Linked DNA regions of Mus musculus: region 1 is linked to region 2. Evidence: chromatin contacts called from ENCODE Hi-C or POLR2A ChIA-PET data. All regions are on one chromosome and are shown on one strand. Each heading gives the region's core, a stretch centred on a gene start or an enhancer-like site at or near the end of the contact. The rest is flanking DNA. Distances are from core to core; before and after follow the strand shown. Region 1 holds the start of Tmem161a (transmembrane protein 161A). Region 2 holds the start of Rfxank (regulatory factor X-associated ankyrin-containing protein).

What was found. A loop is a pair of places that touch in the nucleus more often than their neighbours do. ChIA-PET counts read pairs that join two places held with the same protein, here RNA polymerase II (POLR2A).
Region 1: a map of heart shows a loop between it and region 2 (3-fold over the local background). The contact joins the promoter of Tmem161a here to the promoter of Rfxank in region 2. A Hi-C loop is called at or near these places in 7 of 37 maps with a recorded cell type or tissue (CH12.LX, gastrocnemius, heart and 1 more). POLR2A ChIA-PET finds 5 or more read pairs at or near these places in 4 of 5 experiments (Patski and embryonic stem cell).

The regions. Positions count from the first base shown.
Region 1 is chr8:70,168,799-70,174,266 of GRCm38, reverse strand. Tmem161a (transmembrane protein 161A) reads right to left here and starts at 1,859. Exons shown (of 12, transcript NM_145597.4): 1 at 1,827-1,859. The coding sequence starts at 1,829.
Region 2 is chr8:70,137,752-70,143,257 of GRCm38, reverse strand. Rfxank (regulatory factor X-associated ankyrin-containing protein) reads left to right here and starts at 4,061. Exons shown (of 9, transcript NM_011266.2): 1 at 4,061-4,337; 2 at 5,035-5,229. The coding sequence starts at 5,043. It overlaps Gm45929 (predicted gene, 45929), which reads right to left and starts at 3,759. Exons shown (of 9, transcript NM_001310055.1): 1 at 3,486-3,759. It overlaps Borcs8 (BLOC-1 related complex subunit 8), which reads right to left and starts at 3,759. Exons shown (of 6, transcript NM_001145552.2): 1 at 3,486-3,759; 2 at 1,282-1,394; 3 at 720-784. The coding sequence starts at 3,522.

The DNA of each region.
Region 1 (5,468 bases), core at 610-3,109, 33 kb before region 2:
TCTGACGTAACACAGGTTATTTATAGAGCAGGTGGGTGGGTGGAGAGGGCCAGCCTTGGGCTCTGGTGGTATCTCTCAGAAGTCAGTGGGTATGAGCCAGAGTCTGTCTTCAGCGCCCTAGGCATCCCCAGCAGCTCACCTGGTCCTGACCCCTGCTTCCACCAGCAGAGCCCTGAACCCCTTTCCTGAATACTTCTGTTTGCTTTGTGAGCTCTGGATGTGCCTATGTGGGTAGATCAGGCTGGCCTCCGACCTACAGAAATCTACCTGCCTCTGGTTCACCAATGTTGGGATTAAAGGCCAGAGTCAGCACACCCAACTATTTGTCTAAAGGATGTTTCTTGCCAGGCAGGGTGTGTAATCTTGGGTTTAATCCTCACATTTGGGAAACAGGTGCAAACAGATGGCCAAGTTCGAGGCCAGCCTAGTCTATAGAATGAGTTCTAGGACAGCCAGGGCTACACAAAGAAACAATATCTGAAAAAAAAAACAAACAAAATAAAACAAAACAAAACAAACAAACAAACAAACAAACACAAGACAGAAAGAAAGAAGAAAGAAACCAAGGAAAGAAGGGAAGGCCAGAGATAGGTTGATTTCCTATAGCCCAGGCTGGTCTGGATCTCAGAACACAGCTGAAGGTGACCCTGAACTGCTGGTCCTCCTGTCCCCACTTCCTGAGTGCTAGGGTGATAGCGTGTACCCACACCCAGTTTGTGCAGTGCAGGGGTGGAGCCCCGTCCATGCTAGGTAAGCACTCTACCAAATGATAGACGCCAGCTCTCCATCCCAGGAAGAGTTCAGAGCACAGCTCCACAAATCTTTCAGAAGGAAGCTAAGTCAGGCTCCCGCCGACACAGCACTCATTTCTGTAATTATCTAATTATATACACTGTGTGCCACTAGAGCTGCCTGCCTGCATTCTGCTTTCATACCCAATTAACATGAAATACAGATCAATATAAAAATCTGTCAGCCAGGTGTACTGGTGTACAATTTTGCTTGGATTTTTTTGAGACAGGGTTTCTCTGTGTAGCCCTGGCTGTCCTAGAACTCACTCTGTAGACCAGGCGGGCTTCGAACTCACAGAGATTCACCTGCCTCTGCCTCCCAAGTGCTAAGATTAAAGGCATTTGCCATCACTGCCCATCAACACCAACAAGTAAGACCCTTTGTAAATAATTTTTAATGGGTAAATAGAAAAAAATAAAAGGACTGGGACGCTAGAGAGATAGCTCAGGGCTTAAGAGTACTGATTGCTCTTCCAGAGGTCACAGGTTCAATTCCCAGCATCCATTTGGCAGCTCACAGCCCTTTCTAACTCCACTCTCAGGGAATCCTACATGTCTTCTCTGGCCTCTAAGAACAGCACACACACACACACACACACACACACACACACACACACACACACACACACACACACACACACACACACGGTAGACAGACATACATACAAAACATTCATACTTAAATAAATAAAATAATGAAAAATAAAAAAAGATTTTAAAAGACAAACAGAAAGCCGTGAATAGTGGCACAAGTTTGACATCTCAGCACTCCAGAGCCAGGAGAATCAGAAGTCCGAGGTCCCCATAGGCTACGAATAAGTTCTAGTACAACTTGGGCTACATGGGACCCTGTCAGAAAGCAAAGATAGCTGCAATCCCAGCTCCCTCACTCCAGTCCAGAGCCCTAGCTTCACCTCCCAACGCGTCCAGCACCACTGACTACACGACACTTCCAAATAGCCCGCGCGGTTTGGGGAACCCTCTCAGCTCAGTTAGGCCGTTCTCCACCCCGGGGATCCCAGAGGGCCTGCTCACCATGTCCGCTCCCTGGGCGCACAGCGGTACGAGGCTGGAGGCGGGGAAGCGCTGAGGTATCTTGGCCAATTAGAGACAGAATGCTGTTGACGAGCATCCTGGGAAGTCAGTCATCGGGCTAAGAATGGGATGGGTGTGCGCAATGCATGCTGGGAACTGTAGTTTTAGCTGGAGCATGAGGTCGTTTCGTCTGCTGGCTTTTCCTTCTTTTTTCTTTTCTTTCTCTTTTTGCCCTTGCCGTGTGTGTGGTGTGTGTCGTGTGTGTGCCGTGTGTGTGTGTGTGCGTGTGCGTGTGACAGAGTACCTATGTAACTTCTGCTGGTCTGTCCTGAAATTCACTCTGTAGACCACGCTGGCCTCAAAGTACTGGGGATTAAAGAAAGCCTGTGCCACCACTACCCGGTTGGTTTTATTTTCTAGTATGTATCTGTATCTTGTGGGGTTTTTTGTATTTTGCACGTAGCTGCAGTCCTTGGAGTCCAGAGGAGAAGGCCAGATCCTTTGACCCTAAAGATACATGTGGTTGTTTATTGGTTGAGAAGAGGGCTTAGACTGAACTTGGGTTCCCTACAAAAGCAATACTTGCTCCTAGTCAACTAACCAACTTTCTAGCTTTCTAGTTTTGTTTTTACTTGGACGTGGGGGGGGGGGGGGGAGGAGTTCTTACTTTGTGTGTGGGAGGACATTGGATACCTTGCTAGAGTCAATTCTCTCGCTATCATGTGGACCCCAGGGGATCAAACTCAGACTTCACAGAAAAAGCCTCAACCGGCTGAACAGGCTTGCTAACCCTGTTTGGTTTTAGTAGGGTCTGAACTTCTCTATGTAGACAAGGATGACCTTGAGGTTCTGATCCTGCTGTAAAATGCTCAAGTAACAGATGTGTCTCACCATGCCCGGTCAGTGTTCTCACTCACCACGGATGGAGCTCACCATGCAAACGTAAGACCTGTGTTGTATGAGCGACCTCCCCAGCTCACTACACCATCACCCCAGTTCAGACAGTAGCCTGGATGTCTGTGTGTGTGCACGTCACTCTCTGAGCCACACCCTCCTCACTAGACAGCCCGGCATAGTGGATCGCATAGCTGTCCTCTCTCTTAGAGAGCTAAGACAGGAGCATGTTTTAAGACTAATGACAGCCTAGGCTGTGTAGCCAGACTGAAGCCACTAGTGCTTCATATTTTAAGACTGTCTCAAAAACAAAACAAAAAACAGGAAAAAAAAATAAAAACCAGGGCCGAACGTGGTGGCGCATGCTTTTAATCCCAGCACTCGGGAGGCAGAGGCAGGTGGATTTCTGAGTTCGAGGCCAGCCTGATCTACAAAGTGAGTTCCAGGACAGCCAGAGCTAACAGATAAACCCTGTCTAGAAATAAAATAAAGTAAAAACCAGGAAGGAACACTTGTTAGGTTGATGAGATGTTTCTTTGGGCAAAGGAGTTTTTTTACCACAATGAGGGCCTGAGTTCCAACCCTAGCACCCACATGGTAGAAGGGAGAATCATGCCTGCGAGTTGACCTCTGACCTCCACTCCACTCATGCATTATACACTTGCTTCCATCGACATGATAGTAGTTAATGTTTAAAAAGAGGGTGCTGACTGGCCTTAGTGGTTCACATCTCTAACTCCTGTACTAGCCAGACACAGAAAGCCATTTTTGATAGTTTGGAGCTAGCCTGATCTTCCTAATGATTCAAACATAAATTCCAAAAGGCTCAAACAACAATGGGGAGATTTGGGCTCATGGAATAGAAAATGCTAGAGTTAGACCCACAGGGTAGGGTGGTGGGGCTTACATGGAATCCAGCTAGGTCAGGAGGGCTGTGAACCTGAGAGCACCCTGAGCTGGCAGGCCTCCTTTTGTTTTTGTTTTTGTTTTCTAAACCAAAGCATCATGTACAACAACCTCAGCCTCAGATACAGCTTGAGCAAGAACTGTCATCTTAGGACCCTACAGTCTTCCCCAAGCGGCTTTGAGAGAGGGAGGGAGGGGCAGCTCTTATCTTGGTTAAGTCCTGGACAGGCCTGGGTGTCTGGCTGTCTTGTGGGCACATTCTCCTAGGATGCTGTCCATACATTGACTGTGCTGCCTCTGTGATGATCTCACCACTGGTTATTAATCTGTGCAGATGTCCATGTGAGGTAATTCACAGTGACCTTGACCCTCTGGACTCAAAATGTCCTGTTGACAGAAGATGGGTATCCCTGCGTCCCAGTGCTGGGAGTTACAAACTTGCTACACCATGCCTGGTGGTTTTTCAAACTCCTGTCTAGATTTGAGGTGCAGCTGCTTTGGTCTTTGAGCCATCTTGGTCTCGTTCATGGTCTGGTGTAGTCCTGTGTGCTGGAGTTTTATGTCAACTTGACACAGCTAAAGTAGTCTGAGAGAAGGGAATGCCAATTGAGAAATGCCTCTGGGAGACTGAGCTGTGAGCAAGCACATAGGGCATTTTTAAAACTAGGGGTAGATGTAGGAGAACCCAGCCTAAGTCAGGCAGTGCCATCCCTGGGCTGGTGGTCCTGGGTTCTAAACCGGGGTAATGGCCCACGTCTTTAATCCCAGCATTCTGGATGCAGAGGCAGGCGGTTCTCTGTGTGTTTGAGGACAGCCTGGTCTAAAGATTGAGTTTCAGGCACCCAGGGCTATTACACAGAGAAAGTCTGCCTTGGAAATACAAAAAGAAAATGGAAAAGAAGAAGAAAACTGGCTGAGCCAGCCACTCCCTCACAGCCTCTACATCAGCTCCAGCCTCTAGGTTCCTGGCCTGGTCTCTAGTGTGGCGTCGTTTTCAGACAGGGTAAGAATTTAATGTAGACCAGGCTGCTCTCTAACTCAGAAATCTGCCACCTTCGTCTGCAGAGTGCTGAAGTTAAAGACATAGGACACCACTCCCCACCTCCCAGGCCTGTTTGGTTTTCAGAAACTTCCTCATGCCCTACTGGCTCAATGTCTGGGCTGTGGAAGCCCTGAGGATCATTCTAGAACCCTGAGGCCTCTTCTGGGTCCCGCTGGGCCTCACAACCTGGCTTCAGTCTTGAGTGCTCACAGATTCTGTTTCTTAGTGTTGGAGTGGCCTAAGGCCATAGTCAATCCCCTGCCCCAACCCCAGTGGTGTCTGAGGCACTCGTCGGGGGAGGGCAGAGCCAGGAACAGCCGGGCAAAAGATGGCTACTGAGTTTCAAAGGCCCTTTAAGTGCCACCCAAGCACCCAAGCAACCTTGCTCCCTCCTGCTCCAGGATGTGGTGTCATAATGGAGACCAGGAGGACTGGGTGGAAAGAGAGGGCTGAGCCTAGAAACCTATTTTTTTAAATCTTGTTTTTACATGGACTTACGCCAGTGGTTCTCAACCTTCCTAATGCTAAGAAGCCCCTTTAATACAGTTCCTTATGGTGTGGTAAGCCCCCAACCATAAGATTATTTCCATTGCTACTTTTAACTGTAATTTTGCTATTGTTATGAATTGCAAAGTAAATATCTGTGTTTTCCAATGATCTTCGGTGGCCCACGGGTTGAGAAATGCTGACTGGGGAAAGGTGTGGTGTTGCCACAAGTGGACAACACATGGGGTCCGTTTTCTCCTTCTGCCATGTGCATTTCCTCCTGGGGCTGAACTCAGAGCTGGCAAGTGCTTTTC
Region 2 (5,506 bases), core at 2,812-5,311:
GCAGAACTTTTTAAGCCTGGGTACTCAAGGTCAGCCTGGGGTGTACAAGATCCAACTCAGACACAGCAGGACAGGCAGAAGTGGTAGACACACTCAGCCCCTTCTGTCAGGGCCCTGCACTGGGCAGGAGGCAACCTAACTCTGCTTAACTGTGGTCAGGCCTAAGGCTTTGTGCTCAGCTGGGAACGAGCTGATATTCTGTGTCTGTGTGGCTTATATGAGTGAATGTGTGCTTGAGGGTGGGCAGTTGCACGTGTGTGCATCCCCGTGGGTGCATGTGTGCGGAGCCCAGAGGCTGATGCTGGCACGCTCATTGGTTGCTCTCCACCTCACTTTTCACACAAGCATTCTATCAACTAAGCCCTAGGCCCTAATTTGAGGCAAGAGTCTCTCACTTAACTAGGAATTCACCAACAGGACTAGCTCTCTAGAGGAGCCAGTTCAGGCATTCTGCTGACTTCTCAGAGCTAGAATTACAGGTGCCCATCAACTGTCAACAGGGGTGCTTCAGAGAGAATTTGTACACAGGGGACTTTATCTAATGAGCTATCCATCACTTACCCCAAGCCAGAGGCAAATAGTCACGTCCCTAAGCTCCCCAAGAAAACTGCGGGACCGTCAGAGGTGTTACGGCTGTGCTGCAATGGGGGCTGGAGACTGCAATGGGGGTTGGAGACTGGGAGCCGTGCCCTCTGCCCTGTAATGGATGTGGATCTCACCTGCAGGCGTACTCCACGGTGTATATGGCGCCCTGGCTCTGCTCTTCCCATCTCTGCATGTCAGCCTGCAGGGGTTGGGGGGCAGGTGTTAGTAGGGAAGGCTCTATGGGAGCCAGTGCTATATACAATCCCCCCATTTCCCCCCAAGCTGAGTTACTCTCTCTCTCCAAGCCTTCCTGAATTCCCTATCCTCCTAGATATCCTGGTAGGGCCCTTCCTACTCCTTGCTTAGACCACAGAGTCTTTTCCTCTGGCAGCCCTCTCTCCTCTGGGGCTCTGTGTGACTGGAAGGCCTCAAGACCTGCAAAGTCAATTCCTTCTGTGTGGCACACCCTTCCCTGGGCTCTTCCCTCACCTCGCTGGTTACTAACACAGACCAGACCATCTCTTTCAAAAGCCATCAAGGGCTGTTCCCTACATTGTCCCCCTGATGCAGCTGCTACAGCTCATCTCACCAGGGCCTCTGCTTTGAGTTCATACCCTCTGTGGATAGCACTCCACTCCTGCTCAGGAGCTGTGAGTGGACCTGGGGGAGATCCTCGGCAGGGCTGGCAGAACTCACCTTGTGCTGGGCCAGCTCTGGCAGTGAACGGCGCACATGTTCCTGTAGCCGGTACAGGGCCACTGACGGCTCGTTGGCAAGGACATAGACACTCTCGGTGAACTTGTCTGTGACTGTGTTTAATAAGGGAATTTTAATAAGTATTTAATAATTTAATAAGTATTTATTTTATTTTGAGTTATGTGTATGTATGTAAGTGTCTCTGCATGTGACTGAGTGCCAGTTTGAGGCTAGAGCTGGATTGACGGGAGGTTGTGACCTGTTCATTGTGAATGTAGGAACCAATCACATTGAGCTTAGGCATCTGTAAGATCACTAAGCACTCTTAACCACTGAGACAATTCTCTAACATTTAAAAAAAAAAAAATTGGATCTCCAGCCCAGGCTAGACTTTAGTTTTCTTTTTCTTTTTCTTTTTTTTTTTTTTTTTAAAGATTTATTTATTATATGTAAGTACACTGTAGCTGTCTTCAGACACTCCAGAAGAGGGAGTCAGATCTCATTACAGATGGTTGTGAGCCACCATGTGGTTGCTGGGATTTGAACTCCGGACCTTCGGAAGAGCAGTCGGGTGCTCTTACCCACTGAGCCATCTCACCAGCCCCCTAGACTTTAGTTTTCTGTAAGCAAGAATGACTTTGAACTCCTAATCTTCCTGCCTCCATCTCCTGAGTGCTGGGACTGCAGATGTGTGACACCATACCTAGTTTATTCAGTGCTGGACATATAACCCAGGGTTTCATGCATGCCAGGCAACACTCTGCCAGCTAAGGCCCACCCACATTACACTCCTGATTGTTCAATCTCTGAGCCCAACAGGAGTTAGAGAGGAGCCGCCAGGGTGCACCACTTTAACTGTCATCTGCAGGTCCAGGGATGGTCTCTAGACAGCAAGGCCTAACTCAAGGGGGCATCAGCAAACACATGAACTCACAATCTTCTCTCCCCAGACCCACTTTCAGAGGACATTGGTGGATGGTACTAAAGCCACTGACAGCTTCCCTCCCCCTTTATAACTGGAGCATACTGGAGAGCAGTATGGAACATCATACTAGAATCTAGTAGCTCTGGATTCCCTGTAACTCACTGTGTTGACTAAGCTGTCCTTAACTCACAGCAATTCCTCTGCCTGCCTTTGCCTCCCAAGTGCTCCCAAGGGAAGAGAAGCATGTACCACCATATCCAGCTGCCCAGAGGATGAACACAGAACTCAAAGGTGCCTAAAGTCCACAATCTCGTGAGGCCTCTACTCTGTGGCAGGAATGATGTGGAAGGCCACGTCCCTTGCTGTGTGGGAACAGCTCTGAGGTATATCACAGGCCCTGTTCCAGAAACATGCCTGCTAAGGCTGCCCTCTGCAGAATCCATTCAAGTTCCTGTTAAGCCTGTTTCCTTTACTCCAGAACTCATGTTCCTACCACAAGTCAACTGCACCAAAACCATCATCCCAGGGTAGACTTTGACCAACAGCTTTCCCAGTCAGGAAATCTCTATTCTTCCTGCTCCATCCATCAAGGATCCTGTTGCTTCCAACTTCAGTCCCCTTCATCCCCCACTCCTTCCTGTATCAGACAAGCTCTGACCAGGCTAATGGTGGCAGATGACACCAACTCCTCTTACCACGCAGGGCTCCCATCAGCTAAAGAAAATAATCTACTTATCTGGTCCTTAATATATTTTGCAGTGTCGGGGATCAAACCCAGAGCTTTGAATGCGCTGGTCAAAGTGTTTACGACTGAGCTAAAGCCCCAGCTCTTCTCTCGAGATTTGAGTTTCAATGTGCAGACCAAACTGGCCTTCAATTTCTTGTCTCTTGAGAAGAGAGGATTAGAGTATTGCGCCACCAAGCCCACATACTCCTTTACGTATTCACAGGCTAAAAACCACATTACACTGAGCAGGGACCTGGATGGATTCTGCTTTTAATTCCAACTCTCAGAAGGCAGAGAGGTTTGAGACCATCCCGGTCTACACAGCGAGTTCCAATATAGCCAGGGTTACATCCCGGGACCTTATCTCAGAAGTAGAAAAGAGCCTTTTCCTGCCCGGGATCATTATACATCACAACACCTCCCGGCGGGAGACACCGGCCTCCCTTTTCCATCGAACCCCGCAGGCCGGGAGGTCTACGGCGGCTCTTTGTCATGTACCTTCCCGCGTTGCCCTCTCTAGGCCCCTCCAACCCCTCTAGGGTCCCGCAACACCTTTCTTTCCCTTCAGCTGCATCTCAGGTTCTTCCATAGTGAAGGCAGCCAGCAGAGCCCAGAAACCGGAAGCGGAAGTCGGGAGGTTGAGACGTTTAAACGTTCAGGTATGGGTTCTGGCGTCCTGTGCGCTGGCTCCTCTTACGAGGTAACTTCTATTCAGACACGAGATAGACGGAAGGAGGCAGTCCTATGCGAGCGTGTCGGGAGGATAGAGATTTCTTGATGTTATAGTATGCCTCGTCAAGGACTCCCTGCTACACGTACAGATAATTCTCAGGGACCAGGGCAGGGAAATTGTTATGGACAAAGTAACAATAATATTCGGTCTCTTTAAATTTGACAAGTCCCGCCCATGTGTCTCCGCCCCGTGGGGCAAATGCTCCGCCCTCCCACCGTCTGTGGATCCGATTGGGGCAGACAGGAGGGGGCGGTGCATGGGGCGGGGAAGCGCACGCGCAATAAAATCTTCAGCGAGTCTAAGGCTCCTTCAGCCCTTTAGGAAGGATAGCGTGCGCATGCGCCACTGTACCCATTGGCCTCAGCGGAAGCCACGCTCCTCCCTCCAGTCTTAAAGCGCTAGAAGCAGCTTCGGGTTTTTATTTTTTATTTTTTGGTACTTTTGCAGGGCAAGGGTGCGCAGGCGCAGTGGAGGAGTTTTCCAGTAGGAGTAGTCGTCGCGTATTAAGTTGCTGCTCTATGTCCCAGGAGAGGAAGCTAGAGAACTGAGCGTCTGGTCACCAACTTGCTCTTTACGAGATCTACTGAACCAGAAAAGTTTGTGAACAGAGCTTCCTGAGTTTTGGAAGACCAAGGCTGGCAGCGTAGGGACACAGAGGAGGCTGGAGGGAGGTGAGTGGATCTTACACGTCGCATCTTTTGTTGAGTCCTAAGTCATTTTGGGGGATTCCGGCCCAAATAACCACAGTGGGACATTGATAAGTTTGACATTAGTATCTCTCTATGATGTTTTCTGATATGACCTCTCTGAGGCCTTACATCTTCACCTTATTAACGAGGGAATGAGGCTCAGCTTAGTCATAGACTAGGTTTTTATAGCTTGTAAGTGATTGGAACCCAGACTGCTGCCAGAACCCTCATTTTATTGCCTTGGCTTCTGGTGTTAATTTATTAACAATGATATTTATCTAAAGCCACAGTTTTCCCGGCGTCATAAAGCAAGGCTCAATATGCAGACCATGGCTGTCCTGGAATTCACTATTTAGACTAGGCTAGTCTTGAACTCAAAGGGATCTACCTGCCTCTGCCTCCCAAGTACTAGGACTAAAGGTGTGCACTATCATGCCCCACCTAACCAAGCTCCAGCCCCAGATAAGAACTCATTTATTCATTTATTTTGTGGGCAGGCTGTGCTGTGGGTTTGGTGTGGAGGTCAGAGGACAATTTACCAGGGTCAGTTTTTTCCCTCCACCCTGTGGGTTCCTGGAATCAAAATTGGGTCATCTGACTTGGTGACAAGCGCCTTTACCAACTGAGCCATCTTGGGGACCACGAGATTTGGCTAATTACTGTCATCTCTTCACTCCAGCTTCCTCCATGGAGCCCACTCAGGTTGCAGAGAACCTTGTCCCAAACCAGCAACCTCCTGTTCCTGACCTAGAGGATCCTGAGGACACCAGAGATGAGTCCCCAGAGAACTCAGACACTGTCGTCCTCAGCCTGTTCCCCTGCACCCCAGACGCTGTGAATCCTGAAGCAGATGCCAGTGCATCCTCACTGCAGGGTGAGAACCACTCTGGGCTCTGGTGAGGGAGACTGTCAAGTTCCAGACCACATCTCTGCTTTCATCACTCTTCCCCTCCACCCTCCTAGGTTATTTTTATTGTCGTGTATGTGTGTGTGTGTGTGTGTGTGTAATATGGTACATGTATGTAGAAGTATATATAAAATATATATTCCTGCTGGGCGTGGTGGCGCACGCCTTTAATTCCAGCACTTGGGAAGCAGAGGCAGGTGGATCTCTGAGTTTGAGGCCAGCCTGGTCTACAGAGTGAGTTCCA